Linked DNA regions of Homo sapiens: region 1 is linked to region 2. A link is a loop called in an ENCODE intact Hi-C map of the cell type or tissue named here. Cell type or tissue: GM12878. All regions are shown on one strand. Each heading gives the region's core, and the rest is flanking DNA. Links, peaks and the distances in the headings are about the cores only.

Region 1 (12,678 bases), core at 2,083-10,082, 640 kb after region 2:
TAAATTTATCATTCAAAAACACACACTCTCACACTCACTCACATTCTCAAGACACAAAATCTAAAAAGTTTTTATGTAGCTCATCAACCTCTTGGGAGAAGCTTGTTCAGAATTCATGGAAATAACTCTGAGGTCTCAAATGAGTTGGGGAACAGAGTGATGCATTGTTGTCTTCTCATTTTTGTCAGGCACTTAGAGTTCCCTTGATGGTTTATTACATTTAAGATGATTTTATTTGTAATTTGAGAAATGAAGCACTGTGATTACTTAAAAATGTTTTTGCTTTGCTAGTTCTAAAGATTGGTATACATTTCTTATCACTCTTCATAATATAATTTTGAAAAGTTTTATTTTTTAAAATTTTATACAATATAATGCTCTAGAGCATGAGCAACATTTTCACTATTTGAACATACTACTTGTATTTGAACAGTAAATGAGCAGACTTATTAGCATATTAACACAACCATTAATTATGTAACACCATTAGATGCGGATGACATGGTACCAGATTCTTTTGAAAACATATGTACTTTAATATATAGATTATAAATATTTGAGAAGCGGTATTAGTATACTATTTATGGTTGCAGAACTTAAAGACAGAGTGCTTACTCCACCTCCATCTGTGAGAGCTTAACAAGTCATGACTTCTGTCCATGTTTCAGTTTCCTCATCTGTAAAACGGAGATGACGATAGCATTTACTGTTAGGGTTGTTATAAATTTTAAATGGTTAAATTCATGGAAATAATTGAAGTGGTTTGGCATAGCACTTGACTCATAGCAAGTACAATTTAATATATAGTTATTTTTATTAATATATCAAAATCCTCTGGAATTCATTTTATTCATTCACAATATGAGCCAAATGGACTGAGAGCACTCCCCTGTATATACATATTTCTTACGATAGAGAATTTCTTGTTGTCCATTTGATAGTGCATGTATGATTGCTTTTTATTCTTAGAACAAGTTATATAAGTAAAGAGTGTGATACAGAATCATAAGTTTTGGGCTCTAATATTGACTTTACAGTATTAGTTATGTGCCCTTGAGAAATATACACTCTCTGTGGTTCATTTTTATGATCTCCAGAAAAGATATAGTAATAACTCTATAAAAGAGTGGTTATGAGTTTAAATAAAATGACATCAAAACAGTGAAAATTCTTGACAAACTTCTGTTGCAAAAGTTGTACTTATAATTGTTATGATCAATGAAGATGTATTCTTTTTTTAATTTTTGAAGTTTATATTCCTGATACACTGTTATTTCACATAGAAGTGTATCATTTTTAGTTAGTGTTCATAAAATGTTTAAATACTTTGAATTTAATGATCTAATCTCTGGAGTTATTTTCCTAGCCTAATATTCTACAGCAAGATAGCAAATAAAATTAACTCTGTGCCAACATCAATCTACTGCTAGTGTCTGCTTGGGAATGCAGTGAGTTGAGGATTCTGAGGTCCTACTTGAAGAGACTGTTGTGAGTCACTACACCTGCTATGGCTCTGGGGGGAGCCTGTGTTTGTTGTGCTTAGATTAAAAAGTATGATTTAGCTGTTAATAGGGAAGAAAGAAGGACCTTCTGGAAGGGATTTGGGTCCAAAGAATTACAGCTAGAAGAAGAACTTAAGTTCAAAGCATTTTCTCCTTTGAAAACCTCTCCAGAGGATTTGTAGGGTGGCTAATTTAGAATAAGACTGAGGCATCCAGGAAACAATGCCTAAACCCATTGCCAAATTTCAATTTCTGCTCCTCTTGCTATGGACAGTTACGATGTTTACTAAACCCAGAAGCGCAAACAGATAATACTTGAAAAAAAATCTACCTCACTGATGATTTCTGTAGAGGCCTGTGGGCTTTTCCATAAATATATTTTACTGCCAAATTGCATTTTACTTAATTCCTTTATGACATGCTTTGAAATAAATTCTTTAGAATGGAGTGGTGGGAACTTTTCATATCAATCTTCAAATACATTTAAAAAATATCAGAGAAACTCCCCTTTTTATGCTGAAATTCATTTGCTGATGATTTAAGCTCAAAACTTAAATGTGGTATTTAAGAGCCTAGTAAACACAGTCCAACAAATGCGTCTGTGAACTAATTATATCTTTATGCCTCATTGATTAGTATGTGCAGAGCTGGGCCGAGAGAATGTCTGGAGCTAATTTGTATGTTGTAACTTTAAATTCTTTTCTAAAGAGCCTTGTATAAACAGTAATGGTTGCCTTTTCAGAACATGCTTTAATTTAAATTCTAATATAATTTAAATATGTTATCCTCCACCACCCTGCCACTTCTCCAGACCTTCACTCTCCCTCACACCATCCAATCTTTATTATTGTTGGACACATGATGACACTCTCAATCTCAAGAAATTGATAACCTTTTTATTCAAAATTAAATTAGAAAACCATAGAAAATTCTATGTAGTTGAAACAATTCCTCATTACAAAATGAGGAGGTCATTGGAGACAACGCAATCTAGAAACAATGGAACCAGTCCTCGGTCTTTACAATGCAGTAGGACCAAAAGGTGCTTAGATCATAGGTATTTTGATAGGACTATGATTGGAAGGGTATAAATGTTTTCTCTTGGTGGTGATGGGAGGATGTTTTTTAGATTTTAGGGGGTGAAGAGCAACTAATGTATGAACTATTATTATATGTCAGATATTGTGCCCACATTTTATTTATATTATTCAAATTAATTAATCCTCAAAAAAGTTATCAGAAGTTTTATTAGGGCCTGGTGCAATGGCGCATGCCTATAATCCCAGCACTTTGGGAGGCCAAGGCAGGTGGATCCCTTGAGTCCAGGAGTTTGGAACCAGCCTGAGCAACATAGCCAAACCTCATCTCTACAAAAAATACAAAAATTAGCTGAGCATGGTGGCACGTGCCTTTAGTCTCAGCTACTTGGGAGGCTGAGGCAGGAGGATCATTTGAGCTTGGGATGCGGCGGTTTCAGTGAGCCGAGACAGCGCCATTACATTCTAGCATGGCCAAGAGAGGGAGACAAGAACCTGTCTGAAAAAAAAAAAAGGTTTATTAAATTATTATTACTTCCTATTGACAAGGAAACTTAGGTTTGTAAATAGTACGAAGTACCTGTGGTAAGAAAGGAAAAGAAGTGGGCTGCTGAAGGCTGAGAAACAAGGATCTTTTACCAGGAACTGATGGAAATTTCCTTGGGGCACGATATTCAGAATGATTAGCCCCTCCCCACTTAATTTGAGTCTGTAAGTCCTACTTGTGAAAATATAATTATTTGAGAAGAATATTTGATTGGACTAACTGAAGCCACCTGCCAACATTGGTCAGGTTGGGTTGGATTACCTTAATTGACAGCCCCGAAGACGGTAACAAATGAGGGAAGGGAAAAACACAAAAGAGCAAAAGAATAAAAATCATATTCTAAATGAGACCTCTGAACAGCTACTAATAATTTATATAAGATGGTACCCATTATAATTTTTGGATGAAGTAGAAAAACTCTCAGGTGATTGTCTGTTTTATTATATGTTATCAAAACGACTTCTCTTTTCTCCAGCCACAGATAAATTTTAATGTTTCTTTCACTCTGTCATCCTAAGACCAATATCGTATACAGAGATATGGGAAAACTGTCCTTTCAACGAATAATATGCGTTGCTGTCTATGTTTAACAATTACAATGACAACAAAAAGCACAGAACCCAGGTCCACTGGGGCTCTGGATTACAGCAACTGCTTTTTGCTATATTGCAGATTAAATTGGTGCCTTTAAGGAGGTCACTTAGTCACCTTCAAACCTCTATTTCCTCACCCATAAAATGAAAGTTATAATAGCCCTTTACTCAGTACCGGCAGAGGAGCCAATGCATGTGAAGCAATTAGCACTTTGCCTAATACATAACGTCCCACTGGTATCTATAAAACTATTTGGACGGCACGAAAGAAAGCAAGGCACTCAATCTTGGGGAAACCTCAGCTCAATACATTGATCCAAATTAAGCAATGATTTGGGCTGAAGATCAATATTTTAAACAAAAACTCAGAGTACTTTATTTCTTTTTACTCCTGTGTCTATTGCATAAAAGTCTTGTGAATTAGTATAAGACTATCAGCATTCATATCATTTCAGCCAAGGCATAGTCAAAATGTCAAAGCCTCTGTTTAATTGTATATATAGCCTGTTAAGTAAAGAAAGCAGTGCCAGGTATCATTAATAGCCATCAAGGAAGGAAAAGGTTGTTACAAACTAACATCCCCAGGGAAACATGCTGTAAAATAGAGTGTCAAGCAGCTGTATAAATAATCTATATTAACTACATCTTCACCTAAGTCAGAGAGAAGCCCAACCTTATTGTAAATTACGTCAAAAAACCCCATCCCAAAACAGAAAGGCTATAATTGCTTCTCATGTGCTAATATATTATTAGATATTAATTTGTCAAGTTTAGGGTGGAGTAATAATTTAAATGGGTGAGAAAAACAGTTACCTTGCTTAATTAAAATGGATAATAAATATTCCCTGAAAACAGTCTGACCCTCTTTCTTTGTTCACTGTTTTCATTCTAAAATCCCTCCAAAATCCAAGATCCTGCATTGTGTCAGTTAGAAATGGTGATCTCTGGTGATCTCAGTAACATTATACAAATTCTTTCTGAAAGGAATGGGCCTATCCTCAGAAACATCCCAGATCAGTGTTTGGGAAAAATGAAATTTTGTTATCAAGATGTATCTAAATCTGACACTGAAATTTGCACCTTTTTGGAAAGGTTTCTTGTTCTATTTGGGTTGAAAAATCAGTTTTCATGTTGAATAATAATGTTGAAAAGAGCAAACTCTGGTAAAAGAGAGACCTGGAAGTACACTGTTAAACTGCTTCCAATAATGAGAGAAATACAGAAGCACTTTGAGACTTTTAAGTCTTTCTCCTCTCCTCCACCGTTAAATCTCCAAAGTGCCTAAAAGTGTTAGATCTCTTGAACATTGTGAATGTAAATGGTCGTTGAAGATTGGAGAGGTAGAAACTTTTTTTTTTTCTCTGCTGAGTAATTATGTCAGTGGGGAAGTTCAGAAATGCAAATAAACCTCTCTCCTGCTTATATGTGTCTGTTTCTGTGTGCACAGTATTTTTACCTATAACCCTTGCAACAAGGTCTAGCATTTCCCAAAACAAGAATATTACTCTCAATTTGTTTCAGACGTGGTATAATATTTTCGGTTGTTTGAAAAAACTGTCACTTGGGCTGCAGTTTCTTTCTAGTATCAGTGATATGGAGAAACGTTCTGTCAACAAATAATATACATTGCTGTCTATGTTTAACAACAATGAAAATCACAACAGAAAGCACAGGAGCCAGCTTCAATTATTAGAGAAAACTATTGATTGAACAGAAGTCACCTAAAAATACACTTGGTTATTTAAGGAATGAAAGGTATCGTCACCTCTTTGAGTAGCTAGAAAACAGTACTATTTCCTATGTATGGCCTTACATATGTAAATGAGTAATTACATATGGTTTTAGGAACAAAATCACCTCAACCTAAAAAGGAACATTTTTCTACCTTGATATTGTCAAAACTTGTTCCCAGTCTCATTGATGTATTTTAATTCAATTTAACACAATACATCTAATATAACTCATTTTTAAGATTAATAATATTTCCTCCCCAAATTGTTAACTTTAAGTTTACTTTTTATTCTTCATGGCATCTGACAACATGCCTCTTAAAAATGATTACAACACCTTTCCAGAATCCCTGACAATAAAGTAAAAAATAACATTATGGCACCATCTAGTGACCTATTTTTCTTTTTCTTTTTCTTTTTTGATATTCAGCTCAAAAGCACATATTTCTATTGATTATGTAAAGCTAGGTGTATATGTAGCAAATGGGCAGCTAGAAATAATTTCTTTATACTATTACCCATGGATGAATCAAATTGATCTCAATGAAATAAAATTTCAAAAATAATTTCCTACCTTGTACAGTAGAAAGTGTTTTATAAGCAGGTTGATGATTTTGGACCTAACCTAGTTCTGCTAGATAAAAGTGAAATTATTGTAGGTGATGAAACAGGTAATGAAATTACTATACACTCATATTTTGAACTGAGTAAGACAAATCTATTTCTAGAACATGTTTTCATAAACAAATGAACTTTTTCTGTGTATAACAACATTGAAAAAGCTGATTTTCTCATACAAGTAATCATGATAACTTACGTGACAGCATCACAAAACCTGAAAATTTTGGTAAAAGAAAATAAATACCTCTTATACTACCAGATATAAATATTAATTTATTACATAGCTATGCATTCTCATTGTCAATAGCTGTGATAGTTAATACTGTCAACTTGATTGGATTAAAGGATATGAAGTACTGATCCTGGGTGTGTCTGTGAGGGTGTTGCCAAAAGAGATTAACATTTGAGTCAGTGGGCTGGGCAAGTCAGACCCACCCTTAATCTGGTGGACACAATCTAATCAACTCCTAACGAATATAAAGCAGGCAGAAAAACGTGAAAAAGAGAGACTGGCCTAGCCTTCCAGGCTGCGTCTTTCTCCTGTGCTGGATGCTTCCTGCCCTCCAACATCGGATGCCAAGTTCTTCAGGTTTGGGACTGGGACTGGCTCTCCTTGCTCCTCAGCTTGCAGACAGTCTATTATGGGACCTTGTGAACGTATAAGTTAATACTTAATAAACTCCTCTTTATATATATATATATATACACACGTATATATATGTATACGTATATATATATATATATATATAATATCTCCTATTACTTCTGTCCCTCTAGAGAACCCTAATATGATAGGTACGTATTGTTTAACATTATAATATGCAAATTAAGTTATGACTTATTTTTAGAATTCATAGATGTCTCATGACTTATCAATTCATTATAATTCTAAGATTGAATCTTAAATAGGAATGTATTGCATTTGTGTGTGTGTGTGTGTGTGTGTGTGTGTGTGTGTAAAAATTTGAGTTATCAGTGTATCAACTTACCTTCCTCTTTGAAATGTAGTGCTTTCTGTTTGCAGCGGGAAGTAGAATTTACAAAATGGAACTTGCTAAAATCATGCTTAAAACTAGAGCCTTTAGACTATGAAAGAGTCTAAGTAGATTCTGCTATGAATAAACCAAATATGTAGGGTTGCTTCTGTAACATGAAAGACATCTAAGAAGAAATTCTCACTGAGGATACTGAATTTTATACTTTTCCCAACTTTGACATCAGAATTTGATTATAACAGTGAAGCAGTGTCTATCAGGAACAATTAATCTATTTAAAATAAAACTCCAAAATAAAAATAAAATTGTAGGATTTTTTTTAAATCCATAAGTTTATAAAAATAGTTTTTAAAAAGTTAGGAATGATTGATTCTAGACTTTGTAAAAAAAATCCTGTATGTTTTTCTGTTGTATTCATTAATATAAATAAGTATAAATGCTCATTAGTGGTTTCTGATACTTATCTCCAGTCTCTTTTTCTATGGAACTGGCAGTACCCTTCACCAGTGTGGAAAAGGGAGTGGTTCTGTGAGATAAGAGAATTAATTTATCTTCTTGTCAGTGCAGACCATGCCACTCACCATCTGCACTGGGCCTGCTTCATGATCTTTATTCTGAACCGCAGAATGTACTTACTCAAGTATAATCTTTAAGTAACTAATCCTATCAATTGATGTCCATGGAAGACCTCACAAATGTCTATATTCTCTTCAAATCCCTGGTTGCTGAGTTTATAAGTTAATTCTGGGAATGTCTTTGTGACTTGACTCTTTGCATCTGCGTGTCACTGAAGGTGAGATTCCCTTCTATAATCACAAAGATATTGGTGCTGAAGAGAGAACTGCTTCAAACCCTATTTAAGATGAACAGTAATATATTAGTCCAATATTTTAAAAATTATAGAAGACGATACCATTTCCAGTATGGCTCCATTCGAGTCCTTTCAGAATCAGTGTTATAGTAGTGGGTAATGCGTAATCATTTTGGGTTCCCATCTGTCTAGAAGTTTTGATATTTCTTCAGCGCACTGAGTACCTTCTAATTTCATTCTGATCTTCAAATATGTAATTGTTGGGTTTTGGTTGTTGGATGCATTTATTCAAAGTGTTTTCACTTTAGAAACTTTCAGGGTAGCTATGCTGCTTTCTTAACAACAGAAATTAAACTCCCTAAGATTCAGTAAAGGTTTTATGAGCACAAGAGGGAAACACCATTGCCCCTGAAAATGGCTGATGCTGTGAATTTGATGACAAATTTTTGATGTTCTGAGTAGATGTCATGGTGATCATAGAAAGGACATTTGAAGCATAAGGGAATAATTTGAATACAAAATCATGGCCAGCATTGGGGAAAATAAATCTCTCATTGAAAGTATCAGAAATGAGTAGGTGCCAAGGAGTGTTCCACAGAAACAGAATGCAAAGGCACACCTGGTATTTTAAACTTTATGAAGCTCACTGCTTTCACTGTGACAAGTGAGAACACTGAGACAAAAGGAAAAGGCATGGTTGTCTCAAAGCACACAACTATAATAAAACTGGTACCAGAAAACTAAGAAGACACCATAGCATAGCAGTTGAATAAACAAATCAGATATCTAAAGACAATCTGGATTTGAATCCCAGGCTTCATAGACTTTAGTTCTGAAAACTTTGAAAGCACATTTCATCCCTATGAACCTCAGTTTCTTTATTTATTGAAATAAATTTAATAATACCAGTAGCTGAGAAAATTGTGCTGATTAAATGAGATACTACAGGAAAAGATCTTGGCACAGACACTAAAATCTAGTAATTGAACAATAAAATTTAACCAGTGTGGGAACCCGCTTTATAGGCTCCCATTATTGGTCCCTTTCCATTGCACTACAATAATTGTGCCAAATAACTAATATTAAATGAGCATTTGAAATAAAAAGCAAAATGTCTGCATGGAGGTTCTAGCAAAATATAATAAACTATTTGGTGAGATTGCATAACACAGCCTGAATTGGCTGATCTCATAACTTGGCCTAAAGAACAACTGAAGCTGGCCGCCTTTCCGTTTTGTTGTCATTATCATTGTTGTTATTTTCTAGGATAAATAATGGAAACAATGCCTACTTTAAGAATATCACTGAGGCCCATGGATATTATGAAGAGGACCTTTAAAAAACCGTGGGTTTTGTAAGCTAGCAGTAAAGAGCATTATGCTAACGGGGAGCCATATTTCTGCCTCAACAGGAAACAACCAACACAAAACAAAACAAAGCAAACAAGAGCAGAGTGAGGAGATCAACAGGAAAAAATATGTCAGTAAAGGGGGTAAGCTCCTTCTTCCACAATTAGGGAATATTTCTGCAAGTGCCTGCTGCCTTGTTCCTTACCGGAAGAACTCACAGGACAATGGACCAGATTCACACTATAGACTGGCTGCAAGTTTTTCAGAGCCAGGAGAAGAAGGGAAAAGGACCCTTTTCAGGCGGGATGCTTGCCTGAAAAGACGATTTGGGACAATTCTACTGCGGCAGAAATTAAAGAGGATGCCTTACTGCTTTTGAGATTGTTGCACATTTAGAATACTCGCAAGAAATAGCCTGAGGCCAAGTGCTCCCCAAAGTCACCCCTATATATATATTTGTGTGTGTGTGTGTGTGTGTGTGTGTGTTTGTAGTATATATGTATAATACACACGGAGAGAGAAATAGGTATACATGTGTAATACACACACAGACATGTATATATGGAGACAGAGCAAGAGAAATTATTTCCTCAGTAAGCCTCATGTATATTCCATAACTTTTAAAATTTTTACCATTTCAACAAATTCCAGTAATAGACTCTATATTTTCAGCTCCAACTCTAAGTGACTGTATCTAAACTACAGTTTATTTTATTTATTTAACAGCAGTGTGATGGATGCTGAAGATGTTGGTCATGAAAATAACTCTGTAAGTAGTCAAGCCATGCTTGTCTCCTGCAAGTTATGCCCGTGAAATGGGAAGAGACTTAGAGATTAAAAACATTGTAGCATTTGTCTGTGGGAGGGTTTTGACTTAAAAGGACCTGCTTCATGATTGTCACTATGACCATCATGTGACTGAGTGGCTTAAACAGTAGATATCTGTATTATCACAGCTCTGGTGCCTGGAAATCTAAAATCTGGGTGCCAGCAGAGTTGGTTTCCACGGAGAACTCTTTCCTTAGCTTGCAGATGGCTGCTTTTTGGCTGCCTGTTCTCATGGTCTTTTTTCTGTGCCTGTGCCTTCCTGGTGTATCTATGTGTTGTTCTAAGATCATCTTCTGAAAAGGAAGCTAGTCAGATTGGATTAGGGCTCACCTTACCTGCCTCATTGTAACTTAATCACTTTTTCTAAAGCCCCATCTGCAAATACAGCCATATTCTCATGTACTGGGGTTTAAGATGTCAAAACATGAATTTTTCAGACACAATTCAGGCCATAACATTCCACCCTCAACTCCTAAAATTCATGTTCTTCTCACACAAAATACATTCAGTCCCATCCCAGCAGCCCCAAAATCTTAACTCATTCCAGCATCAACCCTGAGTCCCGAAATCTCATCTCAACATCAGCTAAATCAAGCTTGGATGACACTTCAGGTATGATTTATCTTGAGGCAAAGTTCCTCTCCAGCTATGAACCTGTGAAACCAAAAAAAGTATCTGCTTCCAAAATACAGTGGTGGGACAGGCATGGGACACACATTCTCATTTTAAAAGAAAGAAAGCAGAAAGATGGAAAAGGTCTTGGGTCCCAAGCAAGTCCAAAAGCTGGCAGGGCCAAGTACATTTGATTTTAAGAATTAAGAATAATCCCCTTTGGCTCCATGCTCTGTCCTCAAGTGCAGTGGGGTGGCAGGTCTGCATTCTAGGCCTTCTGGGTACCATTATCACTCTCTTCAGACCTGGACAGCAGCCCCATCCCTGCAACTTTCAACTTTCAGTGGCTATCCTGGCATAAGACCCTGAATGATGGAAGCCTGACCCATTAAAACTGAGGAGAGGACCCCAGACCCTGAAACCAAGGAAAAGGCAACCTTGCCAGCCCTCACCTACCTCACTGTACTCAGTCTTTGGTAAGAGTATCAGTCCTGTTTATCTCTGAATTGCCTTTGGAGATTGATCTTCCCTTTTCCTGAAGGATAATTCAGGTTTAAAGCTCCATAGCTTTATTGTACAATCCTCCAGAATACAAGAGTCCAACACCCTTCCTTCATTTTGTTCTGTATCTTCCTTAGTAGAAGCTGGCAATGTTTCTGCTAGCACAAAACCATCTCTATTTTAGGCTTCTGCTGATTATATCCATGAGTTACACCCATAAACTGTTTATGGAGTGATTGTTCAGCCAAACACTTTGTATTCTTTCCACAAAATACTTCCTCAGTGTTTGCAACATGGATAGGCTGACAATTTCCAGATCTTCATTCCCTGGTTTCTTTCTGCATAACAATGTTCTTTTTCAATTTATCTGTCTTCTCTCACATTTTTTTTTTCCGTAAGTACCAAGGAGAAGCCAGGCTGTGTCTTCAAAATTTTGCTTAGAAATCCCCTCATCTAAACATCCACGTTTTTCACTTCTTAATTTCAACTTTCCACAAAACACTAGAACACAGTTTGTCCCGATTCTTTGCCCCTTGATAGCAAGGACTACCTTTCCTCTAGTTTCCAATAACACAGTCCTTATTTCTATCTAATACCTCACCAGATGATATTTCCAACATCAGGCTCTTCAAGGGAAGCTGGGCTTTTTCTAACATATACCTTAAAACTCCTTCGGCCTCTGTTTATTACCCAGTTCCAAAGCCACTTCCACATTTTTAGGTATTTGTTACAGCAATGCGATAGTACTAAAATCTGTATTAGATAGGGTCCTCTAGATAAACAGAACCAAGAGTATTAACATATGCATATGAAGGAACTGGCTCAGGTGATTTTGCAGCTTTGGTGAGAAGGCTGGATATCCAGGGAAGAGTTGCAGCTGAAGTCCAGAGACAGTCGGCCGGCAGAATTTTTTCTCTTAAGGGGTGGTCAATCTGGTCTTTTAAAGCCTTTTACTGATTGGATGAGGCCCACTGATAGCGTTTGGGTCTATGTCTCTGCCCAAATCCTATGTCAAATTGCAATAATCATTATTGGAGGTCTGGGGCCTGGTGGGAGGTGATTTGATCACAGGGATGGATTTCTCCTTTGGTGCTGTTCTGCTGATAGTGAGTTATCACACAATCTGTTTGTTTAAAAGTACATGGCACCTCCCCATTCTCTCTCTTTCTCCTGCTCCAGCCATGTAACACATGTCTGCTCCCCCTTTGTCTTCTGCCATGACTGTAAGTTTCCTGAGGCTTCCTTAGTCATGCTTCCTGTACACCTGTGGAACTGTGAGCCAATTAAACCTTTCTCTATAAATTACTCAGTCTCAGGTAGTTCTTTATAGCAATGAGAGAATGGACTAATACATCCATCCACATTATAAAGGGTAATCTGTTTTACTCAATGTCCACAGATTTAAATGTTAATCTCATGCAAAACACACCTTTACAGAAATATCCAGAATAATGATTGATCAAATATCTGAACACCGTGATCTAATCCCATTACACATAAAATTGATCATCACAAACTATTAATGGTTTTTCTCCACCACTGAATAAAGTTG
Region 2 (12,678 bases), core at 2,075-10,074:
CCCACACACACACCAAAATATGTTTCTAGCTCCTCAGGGAGCTTGACAGGAAAGAAATATACCGGATTACCCTGTCTAACCAAAGAGCCTAAACTCATACTTTTACCTGTTAAGTGTTCATTAAAAGTTTCTTTTCTTTTCTTTTCTTTTCTTTTGAGATGGAGTCTCGCTCTGTTGCGCAGGCTGGAGTGCAGTGGCGCGTCTCGGCTCACTGCAAGCTCCGCCTCCCGGGTTCACGCCATTCTCCAGCCTCAACCTCCAGAGTAGCTGGGACTACAGGCGCCCACCACCACGCCCGGCTAATTTTTTTGTATTTTTAGTAGAGACGGGGTTTCACCGTGTTAGCCAGGATGGTCTCGATATCCTGACCTCGTGATCCGCCCGCCTTGGCCTCCCAAAGTGCTGGGATTACAGGCGTGAGCCACTGCATTAAAAGTTTCTTGAGCCAGGCGCGGTGGCTCATGCCTGTAAGCCCAATACTTTGGGAGGCCGAGGCGGGTGGATCACAAGGTCAGGATATCGAGACCATCCTGGCTAACACGGTGAAACCCCGTCTCTACTAAAAATGCAAAAAAATTAGCCGGGCGAGGTGGCGGGCGCCTGTAATCCCAGCTACTCCGGAGGTTGAGGCAGGAGAATGGCGTGAACCCGGGAGGCGGAGCTTGCAGTGAGCCAGGATCGCGCCACTGCACTCCAGCCTGGGCGACAGAGCGAGACTCAGTCTCAAAAAAAAAAAAAAGATTTTTAAAAGTTCCTTAAATTGTCATCTTTTACACACATATGGTTACTATAAAGGGAAATTAAAAATTATGTCTAGATAGTTTTTACCATGATTCTACATAGAGACAGGTTTGTAAAGAACATTCAGTGAATATTATGCTATACAGACAGAAAAAAAGCCTATAAGGACTAATTTTCAAATGTTTTCTGCTCCTTTAAAATATTGAAACAGGACATCATTCCCATACACACCTCAGACATATCCTCAGAAAGCTGTGGATCTTCAGAAAGCTGTACGGGAGAAATAAAATGTATAAACTAGATTTTAAAATAAAATATGTGGAAAATACTAACATTGTGAACCACATGATCTGCTGATATCCCTTGAGGCTCAAAGTCCATTTATATCTGAAATAATAAAACTGGGAATAATATGCAAATAGTGTACTAATAACTCTGAATTCCAAATATAAGCTCTTCTATAAAATGAGATAATACTGCCAATAACCTTGTAAGTTTATTGTAAGAGTTAAGAGAAATAGCACATCCAAAGTTCTTAGCAAACTCTCTCAGAGGCTGGGGCTGGGGTTGGGGCTGAAACACTCACACAAAATGTGTGACACTTATCATAACACTGAACGGGGGTCAAATTTTTGTGTGTTATGGAATCCCCCCTTGACAATGTCAGAGAGTAGAAACAAATTCCTCCTGTGTTTTGGAGTATTTTTTCTACTCCAAACTTAAATTTTGTGAGCCTATTGGTTTGGGTAGATAGGCCCGTTTATCATCATTGCAAATTGACACTATTAAGTACATAATTTTATCTCAGATCTACTGTGAGAGATCGAAGAATCAGGTTGGGTATATATTTTAAAAAGCTTACCTATGAAAGTTTAAAATGGATAGTACATTTTAACATTTCTATAAGTTGAAAGATGTAATATAATGTAATGTAAGCATCTGTGTACCAATGAAGGACAGGTAAACAATGGAACCAGACAGGAAAATTCCGAAACAGGAGGGATTACAGCTTAATACCTCTTCCTCACCTCTGGGTACCATGTTATTATTTATTTTGGCTAATATATTATCCTTCTTTTTGAAGGAAAAGTAAGAACAGATTAATAAATGATGCACATATAACTAGATAACCTCCCTATCCCTTTTCCCAAAAAGGAAAAATTAAGTCAGATTAAAAGTTTCATATTTTATTAGATTAATGTGAAAATTTGGTATAAGACAGTAAAAAATTTGCTGTTTCCCTTTTCAAAACCAAACTTCCAGACCAGAGTAAACACTGTTGTTTTTACTGTATTTTTCTACTCTGATTAAGCTAAGTAACCTTAAACAAGTGACTTAGCTTCTTGGAACCTCAATTTCTTTTATCTGCAAAATGGAGATTACGATCCTCCCCTTCCTCCCATAGTAATTTCAAGGATAAAAGCAATTTTTGATGAAAGAGGTGTTACATATATGGATAGTAACATTCTAGACCTCAGAAATATTATGGTGTAAAACTATACTATTTTCAAATTTTCTTAATCTTTATGTCTCTGGGGGATCATATTCTTAATATTTGACACCAAGACTTCTATTTCCTTTTGAAAAGAACTATAGAGATACCCTCTTCCATTTCATTCAAGTTAAAATATGGTTAATATTAGTAATGATTATAATCCATAGCATATGCGCCTGTTGCCATAAATAACATTTTGAAGGTAAGGGCAAGGATGAGACTGAAAGAACAGAGACATTATATGTTATAATGAAAAGAAGGCCATACTGGGCATCTGAAGTACCAGCTCACTGAGTCTAAGACACCTTATTTCCCCAAACCAGAGGTTCCTGCTATAATCCATTAGTCAAAAGCCATGCTGGTGACTATGATATGTGAAAAAGCAAAAGTGTTATGTTTGAGAACAAAAAAATCTTGTTCTTGGCTAAACTCTAGAATCTTATCATTTCCATTTCATTAATTAAATTTGGCACCTGCAACTCTGTCAGCAATGTAAGATTGTACACAACGCCAAGTGTACCCACACATGGCCTTGAGAATTTCTGCAGCAACTTACTTCCCAATTTTAGATCCCATGTTGATGGATACTTCAGTGCCTTGTTTCAAGCTATTTTCTCATAGATGTATCCACCACAGCCGAAAGGAAGGAATGCTTGCCTCAAATTCTGAGAGCTTCATCCCAGCAGGGTGGGTATTAGCTGTCCTCCCAGCATTTCATTAAAGGAAGACGATAGTGCAGTTAGCTGTCCACCCAACTTTATTGTATAGGCCATTATTTCCTTAGTACCAAAATATCAGTATTGGGAAATGATTCAGCATAGAATTTCTATGTTCAAATTCTGATTCTGCCAGGTACTGTGTAAGCAATTCTCTTCATATATAAAATGGAAATATAATACCTCATGAAGTTGCTTGGAAGATTAAATAAGATAAACACAAACACACACAGTTCCTTGTACATATAATAATAATGATAGTAATAATAATTGTTCATCTTATGAAATATTTTGTACTACTTTACTAGGATGTTATTAGGCTGTTGGCACTTTAGAATATCATCTTTATTAGGAAGACTTTCAAATTCCCTTTCAATGTAAGCTAATGCAGAAGTTTCTAGGGAAAAAATGAGTATTTATGAGAATTGTTTGCCAAAAATACCTCATAAAACAGTATACCACCTTAGTGTTTTTACAACATCTTTAGGTGGTAACTTATACAATTCCCATTTTATAGGTGAGGAAACAGATCCAATGAAGGTACTTAAGGCCATAAGACAACAGACAGAACTATGATAAAAATAACAACAGCAGCAGCATCAATAACAATAACAATAATGATAATCATAATCATAGCAACAACAACTAATATCTTCGGCAAGCTTACTAAGCTCCAGATCTCTTGCTGAAATACATAACACGTATTGTCTAATTGTCTCATTATTTTCCCAAAAGAACAAAAGTAATATTTAGATCAGTGGCTCGCAACCCTGGCTATGCATGAGAATTAACATGAGCACATTCAAAAATATTGATACTCTGCACCCATCCCCAGAGATACTGGTTTAATTGGTCTTTGGTGGTGCACAGATAATGGTATCTATTTTAAAGCTCCCAGGTGATTCTAACTTGCAGCCAGAGTATAAGACTCTTGCTTGGAGAGTTCAAGTAGCCTGTTGAAAATTACTCACATACACAGAGACTTCTCCCAACTTGCCACTGAAAAACTCTTACTCTTAAACTCTCTGTAATGCTAACTCCATATTCTTTCTTTTCACTGTGCCAGTTGCTGTCCCTTCTTTCCCCAGCACATATTGTCTTGGCTTGACTACAGACGTTGGCTTCACACTGAATTCTTTTAACACCTGTTTCCACTCACTTCCCTCCCCATTGGGCACAGAAAGAAGAGAATAATTCCGAGTTTCAGCAGAGTTATTAGCACCTCCTTGTCAGACCGTATCTCACATTTCCTTGCCTATAATATGTCTCTGCTCCTCGACCACAGGGTGCTAGTCTAATACGGAAGCTGGCTGAGAAGAACACGAGGAGTCACAAAACATAAGTGCTAAGTGTTTACGGTGATAGCTATTATTAAGCTGGCTTCTTCTGGAACTGCTACACTTCCCAGCCCACAGTATCAGATAACGCAGAGTTAAGGCTGGGGGTTTTCCCTAGCAGGATCAATGAGACAATCTACTTCCGAGTTACCTGAAGACAGGCACACAAAGATGAATATCACATGTTCTCACTCATATGCAGGAGCTAAAAGAGTTTATCTCACAGAGGTGGAAAGTACAATGAGAGTTACCAGAAGCTGGGAAGGGTGGGAGTTGGGAATGAAGACAGATTGGTTAATGGGTACAAAAAATACAGTTAGATACAAGGAATGAGTCCTGGTGTTCAATAGTGTATGATGACTATCATAAACAATATTGTACTGTGTATTTCAAAATACCTAAAAGAGAAGAAATGCTCTCAACACGAAGAAATGATAAATGTTTGGGGTGATGGATATTCTACATATGCTGATTTGATCACTGTATATTGTATGCATTTTTCAAAGTATCACAGGTACTCCCCCATAAGTATGTACAATTATTATGTATCAATTAAAAAAGAATTGCCTGAAGGTGAGAATTGTTGAAAATGTAGATTTCTGGGATAAATCCAAGTCTTCAAACTTAAAATTCCTGACAGCACTATGTGTCAACAAAATTTGGAGATGATTCTGATAAAAATAAAAATTGATAAGCATCTCTTTCAACAGAGCCTACTTCTAACCCAGCATGAGAAATTAAAACTGTGAGATGACATAAATCAGAATTTCTCAACAGCAACCACGAGGTAGGAGAGGGACAGGACTTACTTCCCAACCCCAACAGGATGAAGTGAATAAACCAGCAGGAGCCAGCAGGTGGCGCAGAAAGCAACCTCTAGTTGCTCTCATTGCTCATTAGCATAAGACACACCCACCAGCGCCACGACCAACGCCATGGCAAAGACCCGGAAGTTACCGCCTCTTTGTATGGCAAGAGCTCAGAAGTTACCACACATTTTCTAGAGATTTATGAATAATCTACCTCTTAATTTGCATGTAATTAAAAGTGGGACTAAATACAGCTAGACAGGAGTCCACAAGTGTTCACTCTGAGCACACTGCCTATGGGTCAGCCCTGCTCCGGAAGGAGCAGTACCAGTTCAATAAAAGCTTCTATCTTTTACTTCTGACTCAGTCTTGAATTCTTTCCTGATCAAATCCAAGAACCCCCCTCTGATAAACCCCAAAGTTGGGGGCTCACCTACCCTGCATCAACACTACTGATATTTTGGACAGGACAATTTTTTGGCATGAGGGATGATAGCTATGCACATTGTAGGATTATGGGCAATGTACCTGGCCACATTAGAGGTTAATAGCATCTCCCTAGTCATCACAATCAGAAATAGTGTGATGGGAAAGGCAAAACTGCCTCCTGTTGAGAACAACTAACATAGATGAAAAGAGGGATTCATGATGTCCCTGAGCATTCAGGACCAGTTCTATTCCGTAATGATTCTTCCTAAGACCAATTTTTCACTTTCTTGCACATTCTGCACACAGATTATTACATTCATTGTTAATTATATTATGCAATTGATTGGATGTCCACTATATATGCCAGGAGCATGACTAGGTTATTAATACCTATTATCTCCTTTATCTCCCCTGCTCTTAAATGTAGTACACCGGTCTAACACTGCAGGTTGTAGTCCAGGACTGCCTAGGTTTCTCCAATACTTTACAGCTACGCAATCTGGAGAATGGTTACTATGTCTCAGTTTCAACAACAACAACAACAAAATTGGGTAATAATAGTATCGTATTAGTCTGTTTTCACACTTCTATAAGGAAATATCCAAGCCTGGGTATTTATAAAGGAAAGAAGTTTAATTGACTCACAATTCCACATGGCTGGGGAGGCTTCAGGAAACTAATAATCATGGTGGAAGGTGAAGGGGAAGCAAGGACTTTCTTCACATGGCGGCAGAATAGAGAAGAGAGAGCGAAGTGGGAAAAGCCCTTTCTAAAACCACCAGATCTCATGAGACTTCACTCACTCTCGTGAGAACAGAATTGGGGAAACTGCTCCCATGATCCAATAACCTCCCACCAGGTTCCTCCCTTGACATGTGAGGATAACAAATTAAGATAAAATTTGGTTGGGGACACAGCCAGACCATATCAAGTATCTACCTCAGATGTGTAAATTACAAGTAAGGTGCTTATTACCGTGGCTAATACATAAAAACAACTAATGTTTACTGAACTCTAACGGTTATATTAATTCCATTTGACAGATGAAAGGACAGTTGTGCTTATGGATAAAGTAACTTGCCCCAGGTCATAGAGCTAAAAAGTCTCAGAGCTTGGATTCAAATACAGAACTATCTGATTTAAATGTCTCATTATTTTTCACAATACAACAGTACATAAATTGCTAGACAGCATGTTACTGCCCGTCTCCATGTCCTTTTTAAATTGTGTTTCTTTTGAATCCTCAACCCCTTATTCTTGGCAATAATGACTCCCTAGTTTGGTCCAGACTAACAATGTTTGCATGATATTTTAAAACACTAAAAAATGCAGTACTTAACAAATTATCAGTAAATACATTAAGTTCTAATGGAATCTGCCATTTATTGGAATGAAATAATTTGACTAATTTGTTGTAGCAAGATGCTCTAGGAAAACTTCTAGAAAACTGGAGAAAAATTGGGTTCTAGTGTGGCTTGGACATTAACAATCTGAGTCCCAGAGGTCTGGAGACAACCTGCCGAAGTTCTCTGTCTCTTGGCATTTCCGATTTCATGTTGTCTCAGTGAATTTTGACTCTTTTAAATGTATCCTGTATGCAGTGTGTGCTCAACAAACATCTTTAGAAAGGATGAATAAATGACTTGATTACAAACCCATGATATTTTCCACAGCAGATCTTCAAAAGATGACAATATTTGTTTTCTCATTCCAGCATGTTCGCACTCAAATATTTTGGCATCCAAGCATAAATCATTGAGAAAAAGACCCTTTTAATATTTTTGTACCATAGTATCCAAATTCTAGTTAGAAAAGAATTTTCTCTTGTTTAAAACGACAAATTTCAAAGCACTTTATTTTTGCAGGGTTCATTTGGTTTCACTGTGGAACAGAAAAATAGGACTCATTCCAGAAGATAAATAAATTTGGTGACTTTAAGGTTTGGAATTTATTGTTTTACCTCCTGGGGAAATACAGCAAACAACGACACACATTATTCTGTCTGAATAATTTGTTTGCCCTATGAAATCCCCAGTCAACAATTAATATTGCAGGTTCTTTGAGAGTTTAATGTATTTATAGATAATTTGTAAGTACTGAATTTTTAAGTGGTTTCAAATATCCAAGTAAGCAATGTGAGCCTGGAATAATCTGCATGTTCATTTGCTAAACAATTTATGATAGAAAACATTGCTACATTCTGATTCCATGTTTTTATTTTATTATTTAGGTTTCTAAATCGCTGTTCCACATAATAGAGAAAATTCAACCTGTTAATTTCAGTAAATCTCTAAGGAATTATAAAAATAGTTACCAATTATGGGAAAAATATTTTCTGATTAATCAGCACTTGATGAAAAGGACCATTAGCTTTCTTAGTATTAACGGGACTCTTCATCACAATTACTGCCTGTGCATGCTTATTGATTAATTGACTAGAAGAAGAGATGGTGCATACATCAACCTGTATTCTTGGAAAGAAAAGCATTATAGAATTAGAGCTATAATTACTATCTTAAAGAAACTCTGATGTGAGGAACAGATGGGAATACTAGAATAGATTTGATTAATGTTAAAAATGTTCTGATTCTGAAAAAAGTAACACATCCAAAGTATTAATTTGTTCAATTCCCTGTTGAAAACAAGTAGCACCCAGATGCCCCTTACGTTGAATTTACACAATGAGAATATAATGTTTTTATTAAGACATCTCCTATCTGATGGTTTAGAAGGGAAAATATTTTTCTTTTGGACATTAGAATACAAATAGAAGAACCTTCTAATAGTAACTCATTTGGAAATAATTATTTGAAAAAAATGTTTTTTGAGATGATACCTTTCTATGTTGCCCAGGCTGGAATGCAGTGGCTACTTCATAGATGCGATTGTAGGACACACCAGACAGAAACTCCTAGGCTCCTGTCATTCTTCTGCTTCAGCTTCTCAAATAACTGGGACTACAGGCACATGCCAACATGTCCAGAGGTGATAATTCCTAATAGGGCAACAAATATTTGACAGAGGACTGTACTCATGATGAAATGAGCATGGGCTATAGAGAGAGATCTCCCTGAGTTTGCTTCTGGCTCTGCCATTTCCTAGTGGTGTGTCCTTCAGCACAGTCTTTATTTATTTTTTAATTTGCATATAGTAAAACTCAATCATTTTGTTGTTGAGTTCTACGAATTTTGGCAAATGCATAGTGTGTTTCAATACCACAACAATCTAATGAAGAAATATAATATTCCCATCACCTCAAAATATTATCTTTGCTGCCCCTTTGTAATCAAATGCCTCTCCTGTACCCTGGTAACCACTGATCTGTTTTCCATCTCTAGTTTTTCCTTTTCCAAGGCATCGTTTAAATTAAACCATAGGTAGCCTTTTGAGTTTAGCTTCTTTCTCTTATTATAATGCATATTCAAGTAAAATAAAAAGCCATGTTCACACAAAAACCTGCATTTGAATTTTCATAGCTGTGTTATTGATAATTGGCCTGTACTAGAAACAAATCTAATGTCAAGTGGTGAATATAGAAACGAACTCTTCTATATCCAATAGAATAATACTCAGCAGACAAACTACTGGTACATGCAACAATGTAGATTGATCTCAAATGCTTTGGCCAATTTTAAATCTGTGCATTTGCCAATCTTCTCATCTGAGAAATGAAAAAAAAATGCCAGAATTGCAAATTCATGGTGAGAGCTGAAATATTTAATGTAAAATATTTTGTAATGTGTTCAGCTCATAGAAGTTGCTGGAATACTTTTTTGCACTATTATTTTACATTTTTATGGAATAATTTGATTAATTGAGTACAATAGACAACAGTGGTTAAAACAGAAATATAGCTACAATCAAAGTCATTCCAATGTCATAATTGCGCAAGTCCTGGTTTTGGAAAGAAGGGATGGTATAAAACTTCAGGCTGTGACTGCTATTTCCTTGGCTCACTCATATTGGTACAGACAGGAGACAGGGAAATACTGGGTAGAAGAGGGCAGTTCCCCAGCAAAGGCCCCACCCTCAAGCCTGGATACCCAGGGCCCTAAATGGGAACAGGCATTCCTATTTTTGTGCCCAAAAAGTTGCCTTTTGTCCCACCACACCCTACTATCCTGTACCCATATAAACCCCAGACCCCAGGATCCAGAAGGAAATGAGGAGACAAGCAGAGGAGCAGAACGTGTGGCAGACAAGGAAAGAAGAGAAGGAATGTCAGGAGGAGTTCGGCTGCAGACAGTCAGAGAATCGGCTGCTAGATGGCCAAACTCCAGGTGAAGATCATTTCCCCACTCCACCCCCTGTCCAGCTCCCCATCCATCCTGCTGAGAGCCACCTCCACCACCCAATAAAACCCTGCATTCACTATCCTTCAAGCCCTTGCAGAAAGGCAGAGGGTCCACTGAGCTGGTTAGCACTTAAGCTGTTGGTGGACAGCAAGACTAAAAGAGCTCACTGTAATATACACCCACTTGGGCTCCTGCACCTGTTTGTCTGTGTGCTGCCCCTCCTGTAAGTGGTTTGAGCAGTGTCGGTGACCAAACAGACGAGTCACACCCCTGTTGCACATCCTGCAAGGGAGGTCAGGGAACTCTCCCGTTTCATTATGGAGGGGAGATAATCTCCATGTCCTAAGAAAGGGTTTCCTCCTGCTATAGTTGCTGTGCTTCAAAAGATATACATAATAGAATAATAATGACAAAACATAAAATAATAATATAGAACATACAACACATGCAAGGCACTGTGATAAACTGCTTAAATATATAACCTTATTTAATACTTGCAACAATCTAATAGGAAAGTTATTGTATTCCACAGATTACAGATGAGGAAGCTGAGATCAGAGAGGTTAAAGAATTAAAAGAACTGAATTTAGAATGCAGATAGTTTGTAGCAAAACCCTAGGTGCATATACACTGCCTCTTGAATTAAATAGTGATGTTAATTCAATATAAATATTTTTAGTACTTTCATATGAAGGGTTTTGAAAATTATGTGGAAAGAGTGTTCTACTGGTGACAGTATTTCACTTTCTAATATCTATGCACACACCATCTTTAATCTGAATGGTCTTTGTTATGTAGACATTAGAATTTTGAATTGTGGGAGTTAGATAATAATTTTTGAAGGCACAGAATGAATTTCATTAATCTTCCTCTTTTTCAAAAATATATGGTATGGGCCGGGTGTGGTGGCTCACACCTGCAATCCCAGCGCTTTGGGAGGCTAAAGCGGGCAGATCATGTGGTCAAGAGATTGAGACCATACTGGCCAACACGGTGAAACCCCGTTTCTACTAAAAACACAAAAATTAGCTGGGCGTGGTGACACGTGCCTGTAGTCCCAGCTACTCAGGAGTCTGAGGCAGAAGAATCACTTGAACCTGAGAGGCGGAGGTTGCAGTGAGCCGAGATTGTGCCACTGTACTCCAGCCTGGCCACAGAGCAAGACTCCATCTCAAAAAATATATATATGTATTTATATATAGTGTATATAGTATATATGTTACATATACTATATATATTTATATATAATATGTAAATATATTGTATTTATGTATTCATATATAATATGTAAATATATAGTATTTATATATTTAAAATATGTATAGTATTTATATATTATATGTACTATATATAGTATATCTAATATATATAGTACACAACTTTACTCTGTCTTTTTACAAGATAGCTCTAAGTCAAGTTTTAAAGTTTAATTGTATTTGTTTTTAATTCTTAAAATATGAATGAAAGGAAGTGAAAATGTAAAACAATGTGAATTATAATTTACTGTATTTGCAGTTTACTGGTTTAAAATTTACTCACAAGCCTTTTACCTGTCTGCCAAGATGTAATCTTTCCTCCAACATGATATAAGGTGACTTCTGATCAGCTGCCCCTCACTGAATGTTTTCAGGCACGTTTTTTTTTTTCAAGTTCAATTGCAGGAAGAGTCAAGTAGCTGATATTTACAGAGTTTTCCCTAGTCTGTAAGGACACAATGCGGCATTCAATTTTGTGGTTTACCTAGCATGCTGGACTCCCTCTGAGGCTTAGTGACTGCCTACCACCAAAAAAATAATAGAGGTGCAGGGGATTCTGGGAAATAAATGGATATTATTGAAAAACCAAACAATTGTAAATCAACATACAGGCTTTTTCTAGTCTTATTATTTTCTTCAGCCATCAAGTGCCTTCCTTATTCATCCGTTTTGTGGATAGAGAGCAAATTCTTTACGTATACATAAAACCAAAGTGTTATCAGCAAGATACTCAATGATGTGGAATTTAATGAGGCTGAAACCTTTTGAAAGCCTAGAACTATGAACTTGGCAAAGCAGGAAATGAATTGTATACAATTGAGAGGGAGGATGTTAGAAAAAAGGCATTACATTCAAAACAGGAAGAAAAGGCTGAAAAATGTGATCACTCTTTACACAATAAAGGTCAATTTCAAAGACAGTAATTTGCAGTATCTACTAAAACTTCACATATGCTCGCTCTGTGACATAGAAATTCAACTCCTTGGTGTACACCCAGTGGAAATGTGCAGATAAATTTATTTTAAAATATGTACAAGAATGTTCATAGTAACACCTCAAAATAGCTAAAGTTGGGAATTACCAAAATGCCCATCAACTGGAGACTGGATAAATGAACTAAGATGTATATATTTCCAGGTGAATATAACACAACAATAAATATAAATATTGTACAATTACACCACAATAAGATGATTCCTGAAAACATGATGTTAAGAGAAAGAAGCCAGATACTATATTGATTCTCATTACCTAAAATATGCAAGCAGGCAAAACTAACCTATGCTGTTCAAAGTCAGACAATGCCTGTTCTGGGGGTGTCGAAGCATGATAGAAGAGAACATGAAGAATTCTTATGGAGGGCTAGTAATAGTTTTGTTTCTTGGTCTATATATTAGGTACCAATTGTCTTAAGTTTATGCAGGTTCATTCATTTGCAGATATTTGACAGATATACTTTTCTATTTAAATATTAAACTTCAACATAACATAAAAATAACAATGAAGTCTAAAGTTATCTGTAAAAAAAGGGAGCATTTGTGTACATCATATCTCAACAGAAAATATGAGCATCTCAGCCAACAGAGGGTTAGCAAGAGTG

What was found. A loop is a pair of places that touch in the nucleus more often than their neighbours do. Peaks named below come from ENCODE experiments on the same cell type or tissue, not always from the same donor. Only the 100,000 strongest peaks of a DNase experiment are listed, where the experiment ranks them.
Region 1: a loop joins it to region 2, with 14 times the contacts of the local background. A loop is called at or near these places in 9 of 110 quality-filtered maps.

Annotation. Positions count from the first base shown.
Region 1 is chr16:62,864,960-62,877,637 of GRCh38, forward strand. No RefSeq gene overlaps it. Among named protein-coding and RNA genes, the nearest start is that of CDH8, 830 kb to the left of the region's middle. RefSeq lists an enhancer at 5,158-5,317. In GM12878, for the core only: no CTCF peak of the experiment used is centred there; a DNase peak (open chromatin) is centred at 5,182.
Region 2 is chr16:62,220,718-62,233,395 of GRCh38, forward strand. No RefSeq gene overlaps it. Among named protein-coding and RNA genes, the nearest start is that of CDH8, 190 kb to the left of the region's middle. In GM12878, for the core only: a CTCF peak has its summit at 5,137 (motif pointing right); a DNase peak (open chromatin) is centred at 5,174.